Regions from separate parts of the Homo sapiens genome. Here region 2 is linked to region 1. The links are chromatin loops, found by intact Hi-C in ENCODE. Cell type or tissue: left ventricle myocardium inferior. All regions are shown on one strand. Each heading gives the region's core, and the rest is flanking DNA. Links, peaks and the distances in the headings are about the cores only. Region 1 holds the start of SLC28A2 (solute carrier family 28 member 2). Region 2 has its middle 34 kb from the start of SLC28A2-AS1.

What was found. Peaks named below come from ENCODE experiments on the same cell type or tissue, not always from the same donor. Only the 100,000 strongest peaks of a DNase experiment are listed, where the experiment ranks them.
Region 2: it touches region 1 in a loop (7-fold over the local background); 2 of 110 quality-filtered maps call a loop at or near these places.

The regions. Positions count from the first base shown.
Region 1 is chr15:45,246,856-45,259,391 of GRCh38, forward strand. It overlaps SLC28A2 (solute carrier family 28 member 2), which reads left to right and starts at 5,379. Exons shown (of 18, transcript NM_004212.4): 1 at 5,379-5,423; 2 at 6,345-6,441; 3 at 6,577-6,665. The coding sequence starts at 6,361. It overlaps SLC28A2-AS1 (SLC28A2 antisense RNA 1), which reads right to left. Exons shown (of 5, transcript NR_120335.1): 2 at 9,097-9,143; 3 at 8,475-8,512; 4 at 7,011-7,079; 5 at 4,726-5,217. In left ventricle myocardium inferior, for the core only: a CTCF peak has its summit at 6,737; no DNase peak of the experiment used is centred there.
Region 2 is chr15:45,307,266-45,319,801 of GRCh38, forward strand. No RefSeq gene overlaps it. Among named protein-coding and RNA genes, the nearest start is that of SLC28A2-AS1, 34 kb to the left of the region's middle. In left ventricle myocardium inferior, for the core only: a CTCF peak has its summit at 7,834; a DNase peak (open chromatin) is centred at 7,843.

The DNA of each region.
Region 1 (12,536 bases), core at 1,997-9,996:
AGGCAGTTTTGCAGGGGAGATAGATGAGAACAATCCAGGTAGAGCTTTGTGTCTTTCCTGCAGTGATAGCTGCTCACCTTTCCTAGGCCTGCACCATGAGGGGAACTTTCCCAAGTCTCCTGTTTTGCCCATGGTCTTTCTTCTTTTTTTTTTTTTCAACTTGCATTGCCTCTGACCCAAGTCAGTAGCAACCTTTATTACTTATAAAGATTTTTAAACATTTCCATTGTATTTACAACACAAATTTTAGGCAACACACTCCTATGAATGTGATGGTTTTAATGGTTAATACCTATCCAAGTAAAAAAATTATGCTTTAATGTGGAAAGAATTTTAGCCTGGGCAACAAACATAGTGAGACCCCATCTCTGCTAAAAAAAAAAAAAAAAAAAAAAAAAAAAAAAACTAAAAAATTAGCCAGGCATGGTGGCTCACACCTGTAGCCTCAGCTACTTGAGAGGCTGAGGTGGGAGGATTGCTTGAGCCCAGAAGATCGAGGCTGCAGTGAGCCAAGATTGTGCACCGTACTCCAGCCTGGGCAACAGAGTGAGACCCTGTCTCAAAAAAAAAAAAAAAAAAAAGAACAAGGTAGAGGGATTTGAGAGGTGTGTATTTCTGTATTCTGGCTTTTTTTTTTGAGACAGGGTCTCACTCTGTCACCCAGGCTGGCGTGCAGTGGCACAGTTTCGGCTCACTGCAACCTCCACCTCCTGGGTTCAAGTGATTCTCCTGCCTCAGCCTCCCGAGTAGCTGGGATTACAAGCATGCACCACTGCGCCCAGCTTATTTTGTATTTTTAGTAGAGACAAGGTTTTGCCATGTTGGCCAGGCTGGTCTTTAACCCCTGACCTCAGGTGATCCACCTGCCTCACCCTCCCAAAGTGCTGGGATTACAGGCGTGAGCCACTGTGCCCGGCCCGTCTTTTTTTGGTGTTGTTTTTTAATTCTTTTTTTTTTTTGGAGACAGAGTCTCGCTCTGTTGCTCAGGCTGGAGTGCAGTGGCATGATCTCAGCTCACTGCAACCTCTGCCTCCCAGGTTCAAGTGATCCTCCCACCCCAGCCTCCCAAGTAGTTGGGACTACAGGTGTGCATCACCACAGCTGGCTAATTTTTTGAATTTTTAGTAGAGGTGGGGTTTCACCATGTTGGCTAGGCTGGTCTCAAACTCCTGACCTCAGGTGATTCACCCACCTCGGCCTCTCAAAGTTCTGGGAGTACAGGCATGAGCCACCACACCCGGCCCGTGGTTCTTTTCTTTTTATTATTCTCCCAAAAAGTGCAGCCATTTTGGCTGTCCCAAATATTGTTTGTCTGCATTCTGATTTGAAAAATAAAGTGTCCTCAAAATAGGAGCTAGGATGAATGTGGAGCTGGAGCACAAATCCTTTTTTTTTTTGACCGGGTCTCCCTCTGTTGCCAAGGTTGGAGTGCAGTGGCATGATCACAACTCACTGCAGCCTTGAACTCCTGGGCTCAAGCGAGCCTCCTGCCTCAGCCTCCTGAGTAGCTGGGACTACAGGCATGCACCGCCACCCCCAGCCATGTTTCCCAGGCTGGTCTCAAATTCCTGGACTCAAGAGATCCTTGTGCCTCGGCCTCCCAAAATGCTGGGGTTACAGGCCTGAGCCAGCCCTGCCAGAGCTCAACTCTCTTGGGCTTCTCTCAAGGATTGTAGACTTCTCAAGTCCTGCTGCTACTGGTTGCTCTGCAATGCCTTCAAACTTATTTTATATATTTTGTCCAGTCTTTTTAGTTGTTTTCAACAGGAGGGTGAGTTAAATGCCAGCTACTCTATTAAGACCAAAATTTTAAGTCCCTATACTCTCCCTAGTTCTGCCTGCTTCTACAGTAATTGAAGGAGATATAAAAGCAGAAAGGATAAAACCATCTATTACTTACATCGTATTTATTTCCCAGATGGGTTTTGGCAGGCCACCTCATTTTCCAGGAGTAACCTCTAGGCTTTAGGAGAGTTAACAACCTTTAGGACAGTTGTAAGTTTCAACTTCCACAGAAATGACCAGAGCTAGCCTCTCATCCTGGCTCTCCCCTAACTAACTGTATGACTTTAGGCAAATTCCTCATCTTCTTTGAGTCTATTTTTTTTTCTTTTGATCTAAAATAGGATTAGTAGCTAACTTGCTTACCTTACAGGAATATTACAAGGATAGTGAAAGTATAGAAAAATCTTTTGAAAGACTATAAAATGCTGTAGAAACAGAGGATCTCTTATTTATGTTTAACCTTGCAGCCCAGAAATAGCTTAGAACTGGGAGTAAGGGACTCAGGATATAGAATTGGCTTAGTCACTAACTAAGGTTTTGACTCTGGGTAAATCACTTTATTCTTCCTGATCTGTAATATGAGAAAGTTCATCCATCAAACTATATGTGATAAGGCAAAAAACAAACAATGGGGCCCAAGTCAGTTAATCAAGGGGAGGTACCTGCTAGGTTAAATCTTTTCCTCTTGGCAGTTGGGTTATGTCAATATTTGTGTTTAAAAAAAATCTGGATCCCTTGGGAAAGTGAGAGGAGTACTATGGCCTGCACTTAGAAGATGAAGATATGGGTTTTTACATCTTCTATAAGGAAAGAAAAAGGGAAGTGGGAGGGTGAGAGAAGACAGAGGTGTGATCACTGGCATCATTTCACCTGAACAGAATACTAGGATCTGTGCCTATCATTATGCTTGGACTTAGCCCCGGAAGTGGCAATTATTTAAGGTAAAAACTGTTGGGGCGTGGTGACTGGAGCCTGTATCCCAACACTTTGGGAGGCCTAGGTGGGAAGATTGCTTGAGGCCAGGAGTTCGAAACCAGCCTGGGCAATATAGTGAGAATCCTGGGTCTACCGAATAAAAATTTAAAAATTAGCTGGATGTGGTGGCACACACCTATAGTCCTAGCTCCTCAGGAGGCTGAGGCAGGAGGACCACTTGAGCCCAGGAGTTTCAGGCTGCAGTAAGCTATGATCTCACCACTGAACTCCAGCTTGGATGACAAAGCAAGACCCTGTCTCTAAAATAAATACATACATATGTACACAAATAAGGTAAAAATAAAAAAAAGATATAAGATATATATCCTTTTGTAATCTTATATATTTTTGTATACATTCTATCTTATACATATATCTTATATATATATAAGATTTACAGGTATATATGTATTTAAAAATATACAAAAAGATATAAGATACATGTATAAGATAGAATGAGCAAGAGACACTTCACAGTCATATTGACATATAGGACAACAGCTTGAAAATATCTGTAAGCAGGTTCACTTTCAACACTGGTGTCTTATTTTCCTGAATTAATATAAGATCTTACAACAGTGCTCCACAATTGCAAAGTCATGTAATATTTTTCCAAGTTCTTTCTTCTGTATTAAATTACTTAATTTTCATGATAATCTTATGAGATAGGATTAGGCAGGGTGGGAAAGATGGAAGAGGCCCAGAAAGGTAAAGTGAGTTGCTCTCGATCCAGAATACAACACACATCTACTCTGTGAGGGATTCTGTGTACGTCTGCGCACATACACATGCAGAACTGGGGAAACAGAAATATGTCCTTACTTTGGTGTTTGGAATCCGCATCTACATACCAAATAATCTAAGCCAGAATCTGTGGTGGTGATGTTGTTTTCACATATTTTACAAATATTTATTGATTGCCTAATAATATTGTGGTGGGCCTTGAGCCTAGGGATACAGTGAAGAACAAGATAGAGAACCTGGCCAGGAGCAGTGGCTCACACCCATAATCCCAGTACTTTGAGAGGCCAAGGCAGGAGGATGGCTTGAGCCCAGGAGTTTGAGACCAGACTGGGCAACATATTGAGACCCCTATCCCCACAGAAAATTAAAAAAAGACTTAGCCAGGTGTGGTGGTACACGCCTGTGGTCCCAGCTACTCCAGAGGCTGAGATGGGAGGATCACCTGAGCCCAGAAGTTAGAGGCTGCAATGAGCCATGATAGTGCCATTGCACTCTAGTCTGGGTGACAGAGCAAGACCTTGTCTAAGGAAAAAAAAAAAAAAAAGACAGAGAGCTTGTGCTTGAGGAGATCACTGTCTAGTAGGCGATGGTATGTGCTCTATAGGGTTCAGCAACAACATGGTGCAATCAGAGTGCAGGGAGGGGTCCTAAGTTTTATCCAGAGGGCGTCATAGGAAGCTTTCTTTCTTTCTTTCCAGGCCAGGATAAGTGTTACCAGCTCTGTAAAGTCTTTCTCTCCCTCTTTTTTTTTTTTTTTTTTTTTTTTGAGATGGAGTCTCGCTCACCCAGGCTGGAGTGCAGTGGCATGATCATGGCTCACTGCAACCTCTGCCTCCTGGGTTCAAATGATTCTCCTGCCTCAGCCTCCTGAGTAGCTGAGATTACAAGCCTGCACCACCATGCCCGGATAATTTTTGTATTTTTAGTAGAGATGGAGTTTCGCCATGTTGGCCAGGGTGGTCTCGAGCGCCTGACCTCAAATGATCCGCCTGCCTCTGCCTCCCAGTGTGCTGGGATTACAAGCGTGATTCACCGCGCTCGACCTGCAAAGCCTTTCTTGACACATCCGTCTTTCCTCACTGATCTGTTCGTTTTTTGATGGCAGAGACCTTGTCTCACTCATTTTTATGTCCTCACACGGAAAACGGTGGCTGGCTAATAGTGGTTACTCAATAAGTATTTGTTGAATGGATTAATAAAATAATTCCTAGCAGTCATTTGGCATGGAATCATGTACAGTCGTGCTGTTTATTGTTTTCTAGGGCATGTCTTTCCAGCACAAAATGATGGTAAATTTTCTGGGTGCAGAGACGGCTCTTACTGTATTTTACAGGCTACCCAGTGCCTAGTCCAGTGGTGGGTAATGCTTACAGGAATGTACCTGTTAGAAGTTCTTACAGAATTCTTTTGTTTTGTTTTGTTTTCTGACAGGGTCTCACTCTGTCGCCCAGGCTGGAGTGCAGTGGCGCAATCACAGCTCACTGCAACCTCCACCTCCAGAGGCTCAAGGGATCCTTCCACCTCCGCCTGCCGAGTAACTGGAACCACAGTCGTGTGCCACCGCGCCCAGCTAATTTTTGTATTTGTTGTAGAGATGTGGTTTCGCCATGTTATCCTGGCTGGTCTCAAGCGATCCGCCCGTCTCGGCCTCCCGAAGTGCTGGGATTACGGGCGGGCGCCACCTCTGCATAAGTCTTAGGCCTGCAAAACAGTCTTAAAAACATATAATATTTAACTTGAGAGGTGCAGTCCTCCTCTACATTGAGGGCAGGCTCAGCGAAGGAGGGCCCAAGACATAAAACTAACCAATGGCAGGAAAGCCCCCATGCCCCACCCAAGCTGCCCCTCCTCCCTCGCAGCTGAGCTTTTCTTTCAGTCCTTCACTGAGGAGCCAGAGGGAATCAATTCCACAAGCTGGGGTAAGTAAAGGTGTTTGGGGGAGGGCAGGTGCCTAATTTACAAATTTTTAAAGAGATCATATTTAAACTAAATGCAGGTAGTTTTGTGCCTAGTCAGGAAGGCCCTAATTTACACAATATAAGTTGGTTATGTGTGTTTAATGAAATTATACTTCAAATGCTTGAAGAGATCACATTTTCAAAAGCAATTCCATGGGGAAGGGAATTTTCTGCAAAGTAAATAAATATCTCAGAATGAACTTATATTCTAATTGTGAATGTCCATGTATTAAATTTGCTTATTCTGAGGCCCAAATGTTTGCTTATTTTGTTTAAAAACTTTACTTGGGATCATTAACATTCATACTAATTATTTTAAATGTAAGTTTTGTTAATTTCACTGATGAGTTCTCTCTGGGGCATAAAAAACCAATTCTTATGCTACATTATAGTCAGGAATTTGAAGGCCTGTAAATTGTTATCTGTTCAGCAATACTTTAGGGTCCGGGTCTTCCCAACTGCCTTCCTCCCTGTTTCCTTCTTACTCAGCAAGCTCAGTGGGGCCTCCCTGGGGCTAAAAGGAGTAGTTACCCTGTGACTCTTTCTTTGAGGGTCCAAGTAGGAACCTTTATAGCCCAGATCCTGGGGCCCTGGGCGGCCCACTGATTCATTTCAATTCCACTGCCTTTCATTTCTCTTCTCCTATCTTACTGCCTCTTCTTTAGCTATTCACAAGAGGAAATAGGATTTTATTTTTCATTATTTATTATATAAAAATTACACATCCAATCTTCTCAATTCTCAGTTCTTAAAGAAATCAACTAAGCCTTCAAAGACTTTTAGTTTTGCGTTTTCCATGGGTAACTGGTCCTAAAAATTCTCCCCATCCCCACAGAACAGAATGACCAATCTTTCAGGCTTGGCCCTGAATTTGTTTTTCAGTTGAGGAGAACAGGAGATGGAGAAAGCAAGTGGAAGACAGTCCATTGCTCTGTCCACAGTGGAGACTGGCACAGTGAACCCGGGGCTGGAGCTCATGGTAATCACCAGTTTAGTTTCTCTCTGCAGAGCTGTGGGCTGCTGCATGGGCTCCTGTAGGGTATTTGGCTGCTCTCAATCCCCATCATCCCTGGCAGGGCTCCATGACTGATCCCAATGCTCTCTGTGCTTGTAGGAAAAAGAAGTAGAGCCTGAGGGAAGCAAGAGGACTGACGCACAAGGACACAGCCTGGGGGATGGACTGGGCCCTTCCACTTACCAGAGGTACTGGTGTTTTGGAATCTTGTTCAGTTAGGAAAGGATCTAGGGTGGGCTGCCCCTTCAGGCAGCTTGTGGTATTATCACAACCGCTCCACCTTACCATGTGTACATATATATATGTATCTTACATAATTAATTAACTTAAACATGTGCCATAAACTCCATAAAAAAAAAGGAGTTCAGCAGTATCAGTGTTGGTTGGACTGAAAATAAAAATAATAACAATGGTAATAATGGCTAACAGATTTTGAGTGTATACTTACTATTTTGCAGATTGCTTTATGTTATACATTTATTTTCATTACAACAGGTAGGTATTCATTTTAATCCCTTTAGAAATTAATTTACCATATCATTAAAAAAACAGTAGCTCTTCTGGAATACTCAGATTTGGGAATGGTGGAGAGGAAGGGAAACCTGGGGAGAAAACACAGAAGGACTTATTATAAGGATAATAAAGACAGTAAAAAAGATCTTAGAAGTCAAAAGAGAAGAGTCTCAAGAATGAAGAAGGTACAGTCCACAGTGCTATGTGAACAGGGGTCTAGGAAGGAGGAGTGAGAAAAATCTTTGAATTTGTTTGTGGATCTGGTCCCAGAAGTAATGTCAAAGAAAATTGTTTGAGTAAAATAGATCATATGGAAAGAAGCAATGTTCCATGGTCTGGAAAACAGTGGGTATTTATAAAAGAGTGCAGAAGTCATACACTAAAAGCTGAGAAGAGGACATTGGATAGCTTCTAAAGGGAATACGGTCATGAGCTACATAATGATGTTTCAGTCAATGATGGACCGCATTATACAATGGTGTATAATCATGTATATCAACGGTGTATATCATTACACAACGGTGGTCCCATAAAATTATAATACTGTATTTTTACTGTGCCTTTTCTATGTTTAGATATGTTTAGATACACAAATACTTACCATTGTGCTATAGTTGCCTACAGTATTAAGTACAGAAACATGCTGAACAGATTTGCAGCCTAAGAATAATAGGATCCACCATATAGCTTGGATGTGTCGTAAGCTATACCATCTAGGTTTGCATAAGTACACTGTAAGATGTTAGCATAATTATGAAATTGACTAATGTTGAATTTATCAGAATGTATCCCTGTTGTTAAGTAACACATGACTATATATGGAGATGATTCAGAGCAGCTTCCAAACAAAAGGTTATTTTTATATTTTCTTCTCTTTATTTTTGAAAGTTACCTCAGTGACTTCTTAAAATTTTTAATTGTTTTATTCACAATTTGCTTCTCTCTAAAAATTTTTATATTATCATGTTTTATATATACTGAATTGACAGTAAATTCTTTGTAAGTTTTTCATGCTTACATGATATTTCATATTTTACTTAGCAGTGTGGCCGTTAATCATGTGAGTCACATTGCTTGTGTCTATATTTGAACAGTGGTATGCTAGTAAATGTTTAAGAATTGACTCTCCACCGGGCTAGTGGCTCATGCCTGTAATCCCAGCACTTCGTGAGGCTGAGGTGAGAGGATCACTTGAGCCCAGGAATTCAAGACCAGCCTGAGCAACATAGTGAGACCTGCCTCTACAAAAATTTTTAAAAATTAGCAGGGCATGGTGGTGCGTGCCTGTAGTCCCAGCTATTCCAGGAGGCCGAGGTGGGAGGATCACTTGAGCCCAGGAGGTTAAGGCTGCAGTGAGCCATGATCGTGCCACTGTACTCCAGCCTAGGGGACAGAGTGAGACCGTCTTGAAAAAAAAAAAAGAAGAAAGAACCGGCTGTCCACATGTAGTTTTGCAATGAATGTTGGTTAATATTTTTGCTCACCTTAATGAGGAGTAAGACCAGGGGTTGGCAAACTTTTCCTGTAAAAGATAAGGTAGTAAATATTATTGGTTTTGTGGTTGATGTGGTCTCTGTTGCAATTATTAAACTCTACCATTTTCGTAGGAAAGCAGCCACAGGTGATACTAAACAAATGAGCATGGCTGTGTTTTGATAAAACTTAATTTTTAAAAAGAAGGTGAGATGAACTTGGCCCACAGACCACAGCTTGCTAATCTTTAGTCTAGATGAAATAATAAATTAAGACCTTATTTACAGTATTCGCCTGTAACGTAAAAACTCTCAACATGGCTGATTTCAAGTAACCAAAGGGTTACTTGAACAAGGAGTTGGGAAGAGATGTATCATTATATAAAATTTCCACCATACACATACAGCAGACATGAATAACTTCATGAGCTCACATGACAGAAAAATGTAGCAAAATAATTAGAAAATGATGAGTTTTTAGTATTTATTACCTTTGTCTTTAATGTAATTTAATTATACGTTTATATAGTTTTAATTTTTAGTAATGGCTTGCACAATTCCTGAAAATGTAACAATCACTTCTCTCAAGCCAGCGCAGGCCAGCTTCCCCTGCACCACTGACTCTAGCACTTACCAGATTTTGGGCAAGTTATTTACCCTCTCTAAACCTCAGTTTTCACCCTGTAAAACAAGAATAATATTAGTACTTAGCTGAAAGGATCTTGGTAATTTTTTTTTGCCAGACTGTTGTTGGCACCTTAAACTGCTCTGATATATAACATGTCCAGTTCCCTTCAAGTCTTATCGACCTTATATTTTCTCATATAAACCATGTTAACTAGTTACATAGATATAAAATCATGCCTTAAAGTTCTAACTTGCATTTATTTTTATTTTTTGAGAAATGAGGTCTTACTTCATTACCCAGGCTGGTCTTGAATTGCTGGGCCCAAACAATCCTCATGTCTCAGCCTCCCAAAGTGCTGAGATTACAGGTGTGAGCCATGTGCCTGACCTTAACTTGCATTTCTTTAAATTTTTGTAAAGCTACACATTTTCCTCCATTTGCCTTACTTTCCATATTTCTACGTGTGATTTTCTTTTCTTTTTTTTTGGAAACGGAGTCTCACTCTGTCATCCAGGCTGGAGTGCAGTGGTGTGATCACTGCAACCTCCACCTCCCGGGTTCAAGCGATTCTCCTGTCTCAGCCTCCCGAGTAGCTGGGATTACACGTGCTACCACACCCAGCTAATTTTTTTTTTGTATTTTTAGTAGAGATGGTGTTTCACCATCTTGGCCAGGCTGGTCTTGAACTCCTGACCTCAGGTGATCTGCCCACCTCAGCCTCCCAAAGTGCTGGGATTATAGGCGTGAACCACTGTGGCCGGCCTACTTTTCTTTATCAACTAAAGTAAGTTCTGGATTTTGAACCTCATTTCCTTTCTCCTGACCAACTCTAATAGAACCCACATAGATTTCTTGTTTCCAGTTCTCCCCACCTCCTGCCAATCTATCCTATATAGCTTCTACCAAAACTACCTAAAGTATGTCTGAACTCCCTTATATCACAAACCTCTGTAGCTCTCCAGTTGCTCCTGAACAAAGCCAAACTCCACAGCCTGGTATTCAATTCTCCCCAAAACCTCTTCCCCACAACCAGGATCTGTATCCAACTTGACTTTCCAACATTAACTCTTGCAATTCCCTTTCTAATGCCACCCTATGCTCTAGTGAAAGTCAACTATCAACTGTTCCTTATATGTAATCCCCAGTTTCCTGCCTCCATGTCATGCATGTCATTACATCATTGCTTATGAGTGTACTGTCTTCATTTTTTGTCTTTGTGCCCAAATACAACACATATTTTAAGGCTCAACTCAAGAGCAATCATGTCCATGAAACTTTCCCTGATGCTGCCTCTCCTCCCCTCAACCTCACTGGCCCCAGTACTAAAAGGTCCCTTCTTTCTCCAAACTTCCATAACATTCTATCTGACCCTCTCTTATAACACTTTAAGCTTTTGACATTTTGTTATAGACTTACATGTATATTATATCCCCTATACTGGACTGTAAATACATTGAGGGCAAGATCAATGTCTATTTCATCCTTTTGTCTCCTATAACACTGGAAACAATGCTTTACCCATAGTTTATACTTAAAATGCCATAACATTCAAAATTCAATAAATACATGTTAATAAGTTATGTATATAATCTAGATAACAGACTTTGTAATTTCTTCATGTGTACATTTTTCAATTCTGTTTTGTTTCTGTATTGATTTTTAAGTATTTATTTCTTTTTCTTCTTGTTCTTTTGTTTGATTAACTCTGATGATCTGGGGTGCTTTGTAGGGAGTAATCTGACATGTAGCTTTAAGCTGATGCTTTTCCATACTGATACCCACTTTTCTAGCAAGTTATTAAATTGTGAGTTCTTTCTCTATTCTGATGTTGCTTCGACTTTATTAAGTTAATGTGATGATTTGGATTTATTTTTAAATCTTTTGTTTCACTGACACAGTTCTGAGTACTTAACACGATATCATTGTTTACAATGTACATTAAAACTTGATGGCTCATGTATTTGCATTAGTTTTTCCTTTAAAAAATATTCCTTGGGGCTGGGCATGGTGGCTCATGCCTGTAATCCCAGCATTTTGGGAGGCCAAGGCAGGCAGATCACTTGAGGTCAGAAGTTTGAGACCAGCCTGGCCAACATGGTGAAACCTAGTCTCTACTAAAAATACAAAAATATGTGGGCATGGTGGTGGGCACCTGTTCTCCTAGCTACTCGGGAGGCTGAGGCAGGAGAATTTCTTGAACCTGGGAGGCGGAGGTTGCAATGAGCCAAGATCATGTCATTGCACTCCAGCCTGGGCAACAGTGAGACTCCGTCTCAAAAATATATATACTATATATTTTTTTTGTCAAATTTTATTTTATTATTATTATTCTTAATTTATGTTTTTGGGACTGCATGCCATAGTTTAACTGGTACAGTTTTTTTTGCCTTTTTAGTGTAATGTTTAATAAAGCATAGCATGCATACAGAAAAATAAACATAAGCCTTAATGAATTTTCACAAAGTGAATACAACCATATGACCATCGACCAGATGAAGAACCAAAACATTATCTGTACCCAAGAACCATTTTATGTTTCCTTTCAGTCAGCCTCCCTAAGGGTAATCATTATCCTGACTTTTAGCATCATAGATTAATTTTGCCTGTGTTTGGACTTTATATGGGAAGTCTAATTTATACTTTAAATGAAAATATACCATATATATACTTTTGCTTCTTTTGCTTTACATTGTGCTTTGGAGATTCTTCCATATTATTGCATATATTGTACTTTGTACATTTTTAATTGCTGTATAGTATTTCATTGTAAGAATCTACCACAGTTTATCTGCTCATTTTACTGTGGGTCTGAATTTTAGTAGTTTCTATGCTTTTGCTATCATAGTGCAGCTATGAACATTTTTGTGCATGTCTTTTAGTAAAGATAAATACACCTTTCTACTGGGTATATACTTTGGAGTGGAATTGCCATGCTATAGGGTATGTGTAGGTTTATGTAGCTTTAACAGATGCTAAACATATTTTTAGCAAATTTCACTCCCCTGGCAGTGTTATGAGAGCATGTCTTTTTTCATTGTCTCCATTGTATGTGTGTAGTATTATCACATTGTAGCTTTGGTTTGTATTTCCCTAATGGCTAAGGAACTTGTGCATCTTTTCGGCTTTTTCTGGCCACTGAATATTCTCTTTTGTGAAGTGCCTGTTCAGGTCTTTAATTGGCAGTGTTTTTCTTTCTTAGTGTATAAAAATAGTAGTACATTTTATAAATGATGAAATACAAACAAGAGTACATTTTAAGCACTTGCCATTAAAAAAACTAGTATGTAAGGTAATACATGTGTTAATTAGCTTGATGTAGCCATTCCACAATTTATATATATTTTAAGCCATCATGTTGTATACCATAAACATATACAATTTTTGTCAATTTTATTTTAAATTTTTTTTAGAGATGGGGTCTCACAATATTGCCCATGCTAATCTTG
Region 2 (12,536 bases), core at 3,072-11,071, 61 kb after region 1:
AGCCGAGGAAAAGTGCTTGGTTGCCTGCAGATTAATATTATTGCCACCAGATGGCAAGAATTCCTCAAAGGCTCTAAGTCTAAGATTTTTGTTTCATTTTCTTCTTCAGATCTTTCCAACGCATTAGAAAGGGAATTCTCATTTGGCTTCTCTCCATCTAGTCTGGCTCCATCAGAGATCTGACTCTTTTCTTCCTAAATGGCTCTGCTGGAAGGTCACTGTATAATCAGCCTGGAGGAGTAAGTGCATTCTCTTTGAGGAATTGACTCATGTGGCTTTGAGGTTAAAAGAAAGACTTTTAAGAGAATGGGCTCTGGACTGCAGTTGTCTATTGTGAACAGAAGGACTTCTGTCATGCAGGGATTCCACAAAGCATTCGTTCATTCATTCTTTCATTCTTCCAACAAGTTTTATTGATGCTGACTATATGCTGGGTACTGTGTTAGGCACTAGGAATAATACTTCAGTGAAAGAAAATCAGACATGGACTTTGTCTTCATGGAGATTAAATTCTGAGGAGAGCAACATTCCATAAACGTATACACACACACATATATAAACAAATATATGTAGCTATATACATACATACATACATACATACATATATATTTAAATAAATTGCGATGAGTGCTATGATGAGCTAGGTATGTGGAGAAAAAGAGACCTATTAGGTCTCTGAAGAATCTGATGGATTCCTGTAAGAGTGGAAGTAAGCAGATCAGCTAGGAAGCCATTGCAGTTTTCTTAGAGGGAGATGAAGATGACTTGGATCAGGGTGATGCCAGAGGAAAGAGAAGTAGATGAATTCAAGAGAAATTGGAGGTAGAATTGACAGGATGTGGTCACTAGATCTGGGAAGTTAGAAAGTAGATGCATTAAAGATGACTCCCCAGTCTCTGGATGAAGCAACTGGCTGGATGATGGGGTTGCCATTTTCTGAGGTGGAGAAGGCTTGGGGAGGAAGAGGTTTTGGAGGAGGGGATGGTGGATAGAATCAAGAGTTCAGGGGCCTGACGCTATGGCTCACACCTGTAATCCCAGCACTTTGGGAGGCCGAGGCGGGCGGATCACCTGAGGTCAGGAGTTCAAGACCCAGCCTGGCCAACATGGTGAAACCCTGTCTCTACTAAATATACAAAAAAGTAGCCAGGCATGGTGGCACTCACCTGTAGCCCCAGCTACTCAGGAGGCTGAGGTAGGAGAATTGCTTGAACCCAGGAGGCAGAGGTTGCAGTAAGCTGAGGTTACACCACTGCACTCCATCCTGGCTGATACAGTGAGACTCCGTCTCAAAAAAAAAAAAAAAAAGAGTTCAGGGTGGAATGTTAATTAAATTGGCCTTTCTCCCCAGGCATTTAGGTTATTGTTTGGATGCCACTGGTCCAGGCTAGAATGGGTTTTGCTCTGATCTACTGTGTAATAGAATGACTTGGCCTGGTTTATTTGGTTTAAATTGGCTCACAATTGGCATTCATTAAGTTAGAAACTGTTGTTAACACAGTGCCCCTAAAGAGAAATAGGAAAATCAGCTTACATTTGTACTGTCTTTTCTGATGTGGGCATTTGAGAGTTAAAGAGAACTGTCCAGGCTCATGCCTGTAATCTTACCACTTTGGGAGGCCAAGGTGGAGGGATTGCTTGAGGCCAGGAGTTTGAGACCAGCCTGAGCATCACAGGGAGACCCCATCTCTACAGAAAATTATAAAATTAGCCAGGCATGGTGGCACACACCTGTGGTCTCAGCTACTCAGGAGGCTGGGAGGTGGGAGGATTGCTTGAGCCCTAGAGGTCGAGGCTGCAGTGAGCCATGTTTGCACCACTACACTCCAGCCTGGGCTGCAGTGATGCCCTATCTTTAGAAAAAATAATAATAATAATAATGGGCTGAGCATCTTCTACATTTTTTGTCGCATTTGTTTGCACTCTATTCATAAGGAGCACACAGTCTCGAGGACAAGAAGCTTCTGGAAAATGCAAGCCCAGTTGTTTTGGTGGATCCTTCTGAATGATTATGCACAGGTAAGATCCTGAGTGTGATTGTGAGGTGGCAGAGAGGAAAACTTCTTCCATTGCAAACAATATCTCTGAAGATAGAGAACATATTTGTCCTATTTTATCCCCAATATAGTGCTTAATAACATATTTACACAGTAAGTGCTGAATGAAGCTGCTCCACCTGGGTTGTTTTCAGTCTCCAGACCTGTGTTGAACTCTCTGGAGGATTTGAAACCCCTCTTCCCGAAGAGCTGCTACATAATTAGCTGTGTGATGGGACGAGGTGCCTCTCTGGACTCAACAGGGCTTAGGACCTCATTTCCGGGGGTGCTAGGAAAAAGACACTTCTCCTTCCTTCTTCCTACACCCCCTTCCATGGAGGTCTTTTGCCACCATCAACACCGTGTTAAGTCAGAATTTAAAACCAACTTAGCCCTCAACATTGATGTTTTCATTTGTAACCTCAAGGTGGAACAGTTGGTTATGTACTGTGCCCATAATCAGCAGTTACCTCAGTCTTTTTCTTTGATTCATGCTTTGCCCTCTCTTTGTGCCCTACCCTTTTGTTTCGACTATATGCTATTTTGAGGGCAAGAATTGTATCTTTTTAAACTTTATATTTCCATACGACTTATTTTTGTCTCTTTTTTTTGTAATAAAAAGTGTATATTTTAAGTAGTATATACATAAACACAGTGAAACGATTACTACAGTCAAGCAAATTAACATATCCATCTCCTCATGTTACCTTTGTGTGTGTGTGTGTTTGCATGTGTGTATTGTGATAGCACTCGAAATCTTCTCTCCATCAATTTAGAACAGTTCTTTACAGCACTGGCAAGGGGAAGGAATGGCCTGGGAGAGCCTTATCTCCCCCCCGCCGGCCACCAATTTTCATAAACTCCGCAACCCCCCTCCAGAATCATAATTAATACATAAACAAAAGTTTGTAATTATAGACAGAAGCATATTTTTGGTCGGGCGCAGTGGCTCACGCCTGTAATCTCAGCACTTTGAGAGGCAGAGGTGGGCGGATGACTTGAGGCCAGGAGTTTGAGACCAGCCTGGCCAACATGGCAAAACCCTGTCTCTACGAAAAATACAACAAACGAACAAACAAAAAGCCCCACGGGTGTGGTGGCATGCATCTGTGGGCCCAGCTACTCTGGAAGCTGAGGCAGAAAAATTGCTTGAACCTGGGAGGAGGAAGCTGCAGTGAACTAAGAATGCACCACTGCACTCCAGCCTGGGCAACAGAGTGAGACCCTGTTTCAAAAAAAAAAAAAAAAAGCATATTTAGAACACACATTATTTACTACGCAGAAGTAGCCTTGAGACAAGTCCTCTAGCTTCCCCTTCCCTCCAGATTGCTACCCCAGTCTCCCTTGTGAAAAACCTGCCACTCCCACTGCTCAAGAAAGTGTTAACAAACTGTTGTTAAAGGACAGGAGCCAATGCCTGGCGAAGGCTGCAGCATTCCTCTGAAAGCTGGGGTAATGTTGTTTTTGTGCTGGTGGCCTGTCCTCTAGATTCGCAGAAGACTCACCCTTATATAACTTGGGGTTCTTGTTTTCCTGATCCAAAGCTCTTTATTTAATAAACTCTTTGGGATAATGATATGTCTGAAGCCCTCTGAAAAGTTCCCTTTGAACTTTTATCTGAAATGATAAGAAAAAAGTCAGGCTGCACCTGGAATTCAGACTTTGTTTCAAGTTCTTTCAAAGCAATGCAGATATGGAATATTTAAACAAACTACAATTCTGGAAAGCTTTTTAAGTGAAAGTTTTGGTTCTTAGCTTTTGGAGGTGTAGTTTGGAAATATCATACCACATTTAAGCCTCAATCTAAATAATAAAATGTGTAAAATAGTTTTCCTATATACTATTTTCCCCAGTTCAAAAGATTTTGTCTTAGTCCAAGCTTTTTTCATAAAAATTATAATTGTTTGATAGTATAGTCAGTTAAAAAACCAAAATATGAGGTTTAAACATTGAAAAGGACGTGGTAAAATTGTCATTATTTGCAAATGACATTATCATATATACCTGGGAAGCCTAAGGGCATCAACTTAAAAGTTATTAGAAATAGGCCAGGCGCAGTGGCTCACGCCTGTAATCCCAGCCCTTTGGGAGGCCGAGGCAGGTGGATCACAAGGTCAGGAGATTGAGACCATCCTAGCTAACACGGTGAAACCCCGTCTCTACTAAAAATACAAAAAAAAAAAAAAAAAAAAAAGAGCCGGGTGTGGTGGCAGGCACCTGTAATCCCAGCTACTCGGGAGGCTGAGGCAGAAGAATCGCTCAAACCCAGGAGGTGGAGGTTACAGTGAGCTGAGATCACACCACTGCACTCCAGCCTGGGTGACAGAGCAAGACTCTATCTCTATTAAAAAAAAAAAAAGAAGTAATAGGAGCATTCACTAAGGCAGTCATTGCAAACAATACATAAAAATTAATAGTATTCTTATATTTCAACCACAACCAGTTCAAAAATATCACAAGTAAAATTTTTTTGATCACAAATCAAAACAACAACAACAAACCCTAACAGGAAGTAAGCAGGACCTAGATGAATAAAAATATAAAACTTAATAGAGGACATAAAAGGATTGATCTCATGTCAAATTGTAATCCCCAGTGTTGGAGGGGGGACCTGGTGGGAGGTGACTGGATCATGGGGATGGGCATCACCCTTGCTGTTCTTGTGATAGTGAGTGAGTTCTCATGAGATCTGGTTGTTTAAAAGTGTGTAGCACCAAAATCAATTGCAACAAAAGCCAAAATTGACAAATGAGGTCTAATTAAGCTAAAGCACTTCTGCACAGCAAAAGAAACTATCATCAGAGTGAACAGGCAACTTACAGAATGGGAGAAAATATTTGCAATCTACTCATCTGACAAAGGTCTAATATCCAGAATCTACACAAGAAAAAAACAACCCATCAAAAAGTAGGCAAAGGATATGAACAGACACTTCTCAAAAGAAGACATTTATGCGGCCAACAAACATATGAAAAAAAGCTCATCATCACTAGTCATTAGAGAACTACAAATCAAAATCACAACGAGATACCATCTCACGCCAGTTAGAATGGTGATCACTAAAAAGTCAGGAAACAACAGATGCTGGAGAGGGATGTGGAGAAATGGAACACTTTTACAGTGTTGGTGGGAGTGTAAATTAGTTCAACCATTGTGGAAGACAGTGTGGCGATTCCTCAAGGATCTAGAACCAGAAATACCATTTGACCCAGCAATCCCATTACTGGGTATATACCCAAAGGATTATAAATCATTCTACTATAAAGACACATGCACACATATGTTTACTGCAGCACTATTTACAATGGCAAAATCTTGGAACCAACCCAAATGCCCATCAGTAATAGACTGCCTACAGAAAATATGGCACATATACACCATGGAATACTATGCAACCATAAAAAAGAATGGGTTCATGTCCTTTGCAGGGACATGGATGAAGCTGGAAGCCATCATTCTCAGCAAATGAACACAGGAACAGAAAACAAAACAAAACACTGTATGTTCTCACTCATAAGTGAGAGCTGAAGAATGAGACCACATGGACACAGGGAGGGGAACATCACACACTGCAGCCTGTTGGGGTGTGGGGAGCAAGGGGAGAGAGAGCATTAAGACAAATACCTGATGCATACGAGGCTTAAAACCTAGATGACAAGTTGATAGGTACAGCAAACCACCATGGGACATGTGTGCCTATGCAACAAACCTGCACGTTCTGCACATGTATCCCAGAACTTAAAGTAAAATTTAAAAATAAAGAAGTAAAAAATAAAATAAAAGTGTGTAGCAGCTCTCCCTTTACTCTCTTCTTCATGCTCCAGCCATGTAAGTTGTGCCTTGCTTCCCTTTCACCTTCTACCATGAGTGTAAGTTTCCTGAGGCTTCCCCAGCTATGCTTCCTGTACAGCCTGCAGAACCAAGAGCTAATTAAACCTCTTTTCTTTATAAATAAAATAAAAGGATTGATCAGAAAATTGCATTTTATATCCATTTTTTTCTATATTAATCTATGGATTCAATGAAATCCCAACAAAAACTATAATTAAATTTTTTTTGTAACTTGACTTGATTTTTAGTCCAACTGGAAGAGTAGTTACATGAAATTGACTGCAAAAAAAATTTAAATAGTGGTAAGGGATGACTAACCCTTAAATAGAGCCAGCCTCCAGCATGGCCCTAAATGATCTCTGCCTCCTGGTTTTTACACCCTGGAGTATCCCCTCCTATATTGTACCAGGGTAGTAGGGTTGCCAGATAAAATATAAGATGCCCAGTTAAATTTAAATTTCAGTTAAACAATTTATAGTATTTTGGTATAAGTATGTCCCAAATATGTTTATATGCATGAAATATACTTGTACTAAATAATTTATGGCTTATTTGAAAATCAAATTTAACTGGGAATACTCTGTTATTTGTTAAATCTGGCAACTCTATTAAACCAGGGTTGGTCTGTGTGACCAACAGCATAAGATAGAAGTAATGGAACATCACTTCTGGGGTTAAGTTAAAAAAGACTGTGGGTTAAGTTAAAAAAGACTGTGGTTTTTGTCTTGGACATGTGCATTCTCTCTCTCTCCCAATCTGTGTCTCTCTTTGTCCTCTTGAGAGGTGACAGCGTGCTGGCAGTCCTCACAGCCCTCCCTCACTCTCGGCGCCTCCTCTGCCTGGGCTCCCACTTTGGCGGCACTTGAAGAGCCCTTCAGCCCACCGCTGCACTGTGGGAGCCCCTTTCTGGGCTGGCCAAGGCCGGAGCCGGCTCCCTCAGCTTGCAGGGAGGTGTGCTGGGAGAGGCGCGAGCAGGAACCGGGGCTGCGAGCGGCGCTTGCGGGCCAGCTGGAGTTCCGGGTGGGCATGGGCTTAGCCGGCCCTGCACTCGGAGCCGCCGGCCGGCCCTGCCGGCCCCGGGCAATGAGGGGCTTAGCACCCGGGCCAGCGGCTGCGGAGGGTGTGCTGGGTCCCCCAGCAGTGCTAGCCCACCAGCGCTGCGCTCGATTTCTCGCCGGGCCTTAGCTGCCTTCCTGCCGGGCAGGGCTAGGGACCTGCAGCCCGCCATGCCTGAGCCTCCCACCCCCTCCATGGGCTCCTGTGCCCCCCGAGCCTCCCCAATGAGCGCCGCCCCCTGCTCCACGGCGCCCAGTCCCATCAACCACCCAAGGGCTGAGGAGTGCAGGGGCATGGCGCGGCGCGGGACTGGCAGCCAGCTCCACCTGCAGCCCCCATGCGGGATCCACTGGGTGAAGCCAGCTGGGCTCCTGAGTCTGGTGGGGACATGGAGAACCTTTATGTCTAGCTCAGGGATTGTAAATACACCAATCGGCACTCTGTATCCAGCTCAAGGTTTGTAAACACACCAATCAGCACCGTGTGTCTAGCTCAGGGTTTGTGAATGCACCAATGGACACTCCGTATCTAGCTACTCTGGTGGGGATGTGGAGAACCTTTCTGTCTAGCTCAGGGATTGTAAAGGCACCAATCAGCGCCCTGTCAAAACAGACCACTGGGCTCTAGCAATCAGCAGGATGTGGGTGGGGCCAGATAAGAGAATAAAAGCAGGCTGCCCGAGCCCCAGTGGCAATTGGGTAGGGTCCTCTTCCACTCTGTGGAAGCTTTGTTCTTTCGCTCTTTGCAATAAATCTTGCTGCTGCTCACTTTTTGGGTCCACACTGCGTTTATGAGCTGTAACACTCACCGCGAAGGTCTGCAGCTTCACTCCTGAGCCAGCGAAACCGGGAACCCACCAGAAGCCCGAACACATCCGAACATCAGAAGGAACAAACTCTGGACACGCCGCCTTTAAGAACTGTAACACTCACCGCTAGGGTCCGCACTTTCATTCTTAAAGTCAGTGAGACCAAGAACTTGCCAATTCCGGACACACTCTCGGTCTGGAGGAAGCAAGCTGCCATGATGTGAGCAGCCCTTATGGAGAGGTCTACAAGGCAAGGAATCAAAACCTCTGGCCAACATCAGATGAGGAACTGATGCCTGCCAACAGCAACAGGAATGAGTTAGGAGTGAATCTTTCAGCCCCAGTCAAGCTTTGAAGTGCCTGCAGCCCCTACCAACACGTTAACTGCAACTCCATAAGAAACCCTGAATCAGGACCACCCAGCTAAGCTGCTCCTAGATTCCTGGCCCTCAAAAATTGTGTGAGATAATAAATGTTGATTTAAGATGCTGAATTTGGGGGGTAATTTGTTATGCAGCAATAGATAACCAATACACTGACCTAATTAGATATTTAATCACAAAGTTACAATGATTAAAACAGTTTGGTATATTATGCAGAAACCTATACTTCAAGGGAGCAGTATTGAGCGTCTAAGAATGTATATATGAGAGATTTGTATATTACTCAGGCATCATTTTAAATCAATATGGAAAAGATTAATAAATAAGTGGTATTATAATCACCTAGCCATTTATTTTATTTAATTTTATTTTATTTTTTATTTTATTTTATTTTATTTTTAGACGGAGTCTCCCTCTGTCACCCAGGCTGGAGTGCAGTGGTGCATCTCAGCTCACTGCAACCTCCACCTCCCAGGTTCAAGGACTTCTCCTGCCTCTGCGTCCAAAGTAGCTGGGGTTACAGTTGCCTGCCACTATGGCTGGCTAATTTTGTATTTTTAGTAGAGACAGGGTTTCACCATGTTGGCCAGGCAGGTCTTGAACTCCTGACCTCAGGTGATCCACCCGCCTTGGCCTCCCAAAGTGCTGGGATTACAGTTGTGAGCCACCACACCTGGCCCTAGCCATAAAAATTTTATTGTGTATTTTGAGGTTTATAACAATATTATGGGATACACATGGATAGGAAAATGGTTACTATTGTGAAGCAGATCAACGTGTCTATAATCTCACATAGTTACTTTTTTGTGTGCAATAAGTGCAGCTAAAATCTGCTTATTTAACAAAAATTCCTAATAGAATACAATTTTATTTAGTCCTTATGCTGCACATTAGATCACTAGACTTGTTCATCCTACACACCTGCTACTTTGTAACCTTTGACTTATGTGTTCCCATTTCTTCTCCTCCGCCGCAACGCCTTGTAACCACTGTTTTACTCTCTATCTCTATATATTTGACTTTAAGAAAAAAGATTCTACATATAAATGAGATCAGGCAATATTTTTCTTTCTGTATCTGGCTTATTTCACTTACATAATGTCCTCTGAAGTCCGTCCATGTTGTGGCAAATGACAGGATCTCCTTTTCAGTGGCTGAATAGTATTGCATTTTATATATATACAGTTTCTTTTTCCATTTATCTCTTGATGACAGTTAGATGTTTCCATATCTTGGCTATTGTGAATGAGCATGCGAGTGCGGATATCTTTATGAGATGGTGAATTCATCTTCTTTGGGAATGTAACCCAGAAGAGGGATTGCTAGGTTGTATGGTAGTTTTGTTTTTTGAGACAGGGTCTCACTTTGGCTGCCCAGGATGGAGTGCAGTGGCGCAATCTTGGCTCACTGCAGCCTCAACCTCTGGGGCTCAGGTGATTCTCCTACCTCAGCCTCCTGAGTAGCTGTGAGTACAGGCACGCACCACCATGCTTGGCTAATTTTTTGTATTTTTAGTAGAGACGGGGTTTTGCATGTTGCCTAGGCTGGTCTCAAACTCCTGGACTCAAGCAATCAGCCAGCTTTAGCTTCCCAAGGTGCTGGGATTGCAGGCATGAGCCACCATGCCTGGCCTTATTTTTAATTTCTTTAGGAACCTCCATACTGTTTTTCATAATGGCTGTACCAATGTACATTTCTACCAACAGTGTACTAGGATTCCCTTTTCCTTTCATCACTTAGCCATTTAGAACCTTGCCAAAAATAAAGAGAATCTCCTGTCTCTGGACTAGGCTTTCAAATGAAATGAAATGGAAAGTAGAGGTGGGGTTTTGCCATGTTGGCCAAGCTGGTCTCAAATTCCTGACCTCAAGTGATCCGCCCACCTTGGCCTCCCAAAGTGCTGGGATTACAGGTGTGAGCCACTGCACCTGACCTCCATCTCAGTTTTCTAACGGAATCATTAAATAGCAAGTAAGCATTAACGAAGAAGAGTGTGACTTCTTACATGTGTTCTGCAAACATTGCACATACTCTTTCCATATTGTAGTACAAACACACGGAGTCTGGGAAGGATCACACAAATCCTATCAAAAATTTCTTAATAATCATTATTTGTTAGCTCCCTTGTCCTACTAAAAGAAAATGAAAACAAATCATTACATGTTAATAACAGAAATTTGCCTAGGGTTTCCCATGACAATCTCCTAAAAAATTTAAAATACAGTTTTAAAAAATATATAGTAAAGAACAAAGAAGAACACAAAATGACCCATAATCTCACTACCCAGATAAGCTCATTGACATTAAAAAAAATAAAGTAATACATTAATGGAAATTCAAATATTCCAATAGCTTTTTAGAAAAAAAGGACACTACATTTAATGCATTGGTGTACGATGTGACCCAATTTTAGAGAATGTGTGTGATGGTGGAAAATGCATCTTTAGAATTGATGAATTATGTTATTTCTTTCCAGACTTTTTTCTTTGTGTATTTTTAATGTAGTTGATATATACATATGTAAAATGTATATACTGTTTCTGCCCTTTTTCACTTAATATTATATAAACATTACATTAGTGCTTTTTAAAATTAATGATTATCTTTTTAATGTAACTTATTTAATTAAATAATATTTAAATATTACATTGTAATTAGCTTAGCCATTTTCCTTTAGTTGTTTCCAGTGTTTGCTCTTATAATTAATATTTTTTCCTAAGTCAAACTGCATCCAGCTTTATTAAAGATACTCTTCATAAACAATTATGATAGTCCAGGCAGGACATGGGCAGACAGTTGTTAACAGTATACAACAACGTTCAAACTTCCTCCTTCCGTGGACCATCAAAATCAGAAAGCCAGTATAAAAACCAATGAAATCTGACTAAAACACCAAAAGCAATGGCAACAAAAGCCAAAATAGACAAATGGGATCTAATTAAACTAAAGAGCTTCTGCGGGGCAAAAGAAACTACCATCAGAGTGAACAGGCAACCTACAGAATGGGAGAAAATTTTTGCAATCTACCCATCTGACAAAGGGCTAATATCAAGAATCTACAAAGAACTTAATCAAATTTACAAGAAAAATACAAACAACCCCATCAAAAAGTGGGCAAGGGATATGAACAGACACTTCTCAAAAGAAGACATTTATGCAGCCAACACACACATGAAAAAATACTCATCATCACTGGTCATCAGAGAAATGCAAATCAAAACCAAAATGAGATACCATCTCATGCCAGTTAGAATGGCAATCACTAAAAAGTCAGGAAACAACAGATGCTGGAGAGGGATGTGGAGAAATAGGAATATTTTTACACTGTTGGTGGGAGTGTAAATTAGGTCAACCATTGTGGAAGACAGTGTGGCGATTCCTCAAGGATCTAGAACTAGAAACACCGTTTGACCCAGCCATCCCATTACTGGGTATATACCCAAAGGATTATAAATCATTCCACTATAAAGACACATGCACACATATGTTTATTACAGCATTATTCACCATAGCAAATACTTGGCACCAACCCAAATGTCCATCAATGATAGACTGGATTAAGGAAATGTGGCACATATATACCATGGAATACTATACTGCCATAAAAAAAGATGAGTTCATGTCCTTTGTGGGGACATGGATGAAGCTGGAAACCATCATTCTCAGCAAACTATCACAAGGACAGAAAACCAAATACCGCATGTTCTCACTCATAGGTGGGAATTGAACAATGAGAACACTTGGACACAGGGCAGAGAACATCAGACACCGGGGCCTGTTGGGGGCTGGGGGGCTGGGGGAGGGATAGCATTAGGAGAAATACCTAATGTGAACGATGAGTTGATGGGTGCAGCAAACCAACATGGCACATGTATACCTAGGTAACAAACCTGCATGTTGTGCACATGAACCCTAGAACTTAAAGTATATACGTATAAAAAAAACCTATTGAAATCTTTATCTGATGTTCTGAGTAGGGAAAGTTTCAAGCGACGGTTGGCACTCCACGTTTAGCATGTTGTTTAACACATTTTTACAAGGAGACCCTGACTTTCAGGAAATGAAATTACAATGGCAGAATTTATCTGAAGATTCACAATCTACAAATGGAACTGCCACTTTTTCAACGGAGACCATCTCAGTGGCATCGCTGGAAAGTCCAGATTGCCTGACACACTGGTAACCAACTATTGGAGGTCAGGTCCCAACAGGTGTCTGCGTTTAAAGGAGTTAAGTCAATGCTGAAGGCAGAAAGAGAGAAAAGGACATAAAAGTTAATTTTGGTTTTACCACACCTCCAGGGTGTTTGTGCTACGGTGGCTATGTGTGTCAACATCAATAAATCCCTTCTCCTAGGAGCTGAGAGGAAGTCTCTCAAAACTAGAAGGGAAAGGTGTTTTCCCAACGTCAATCAATCCAGAT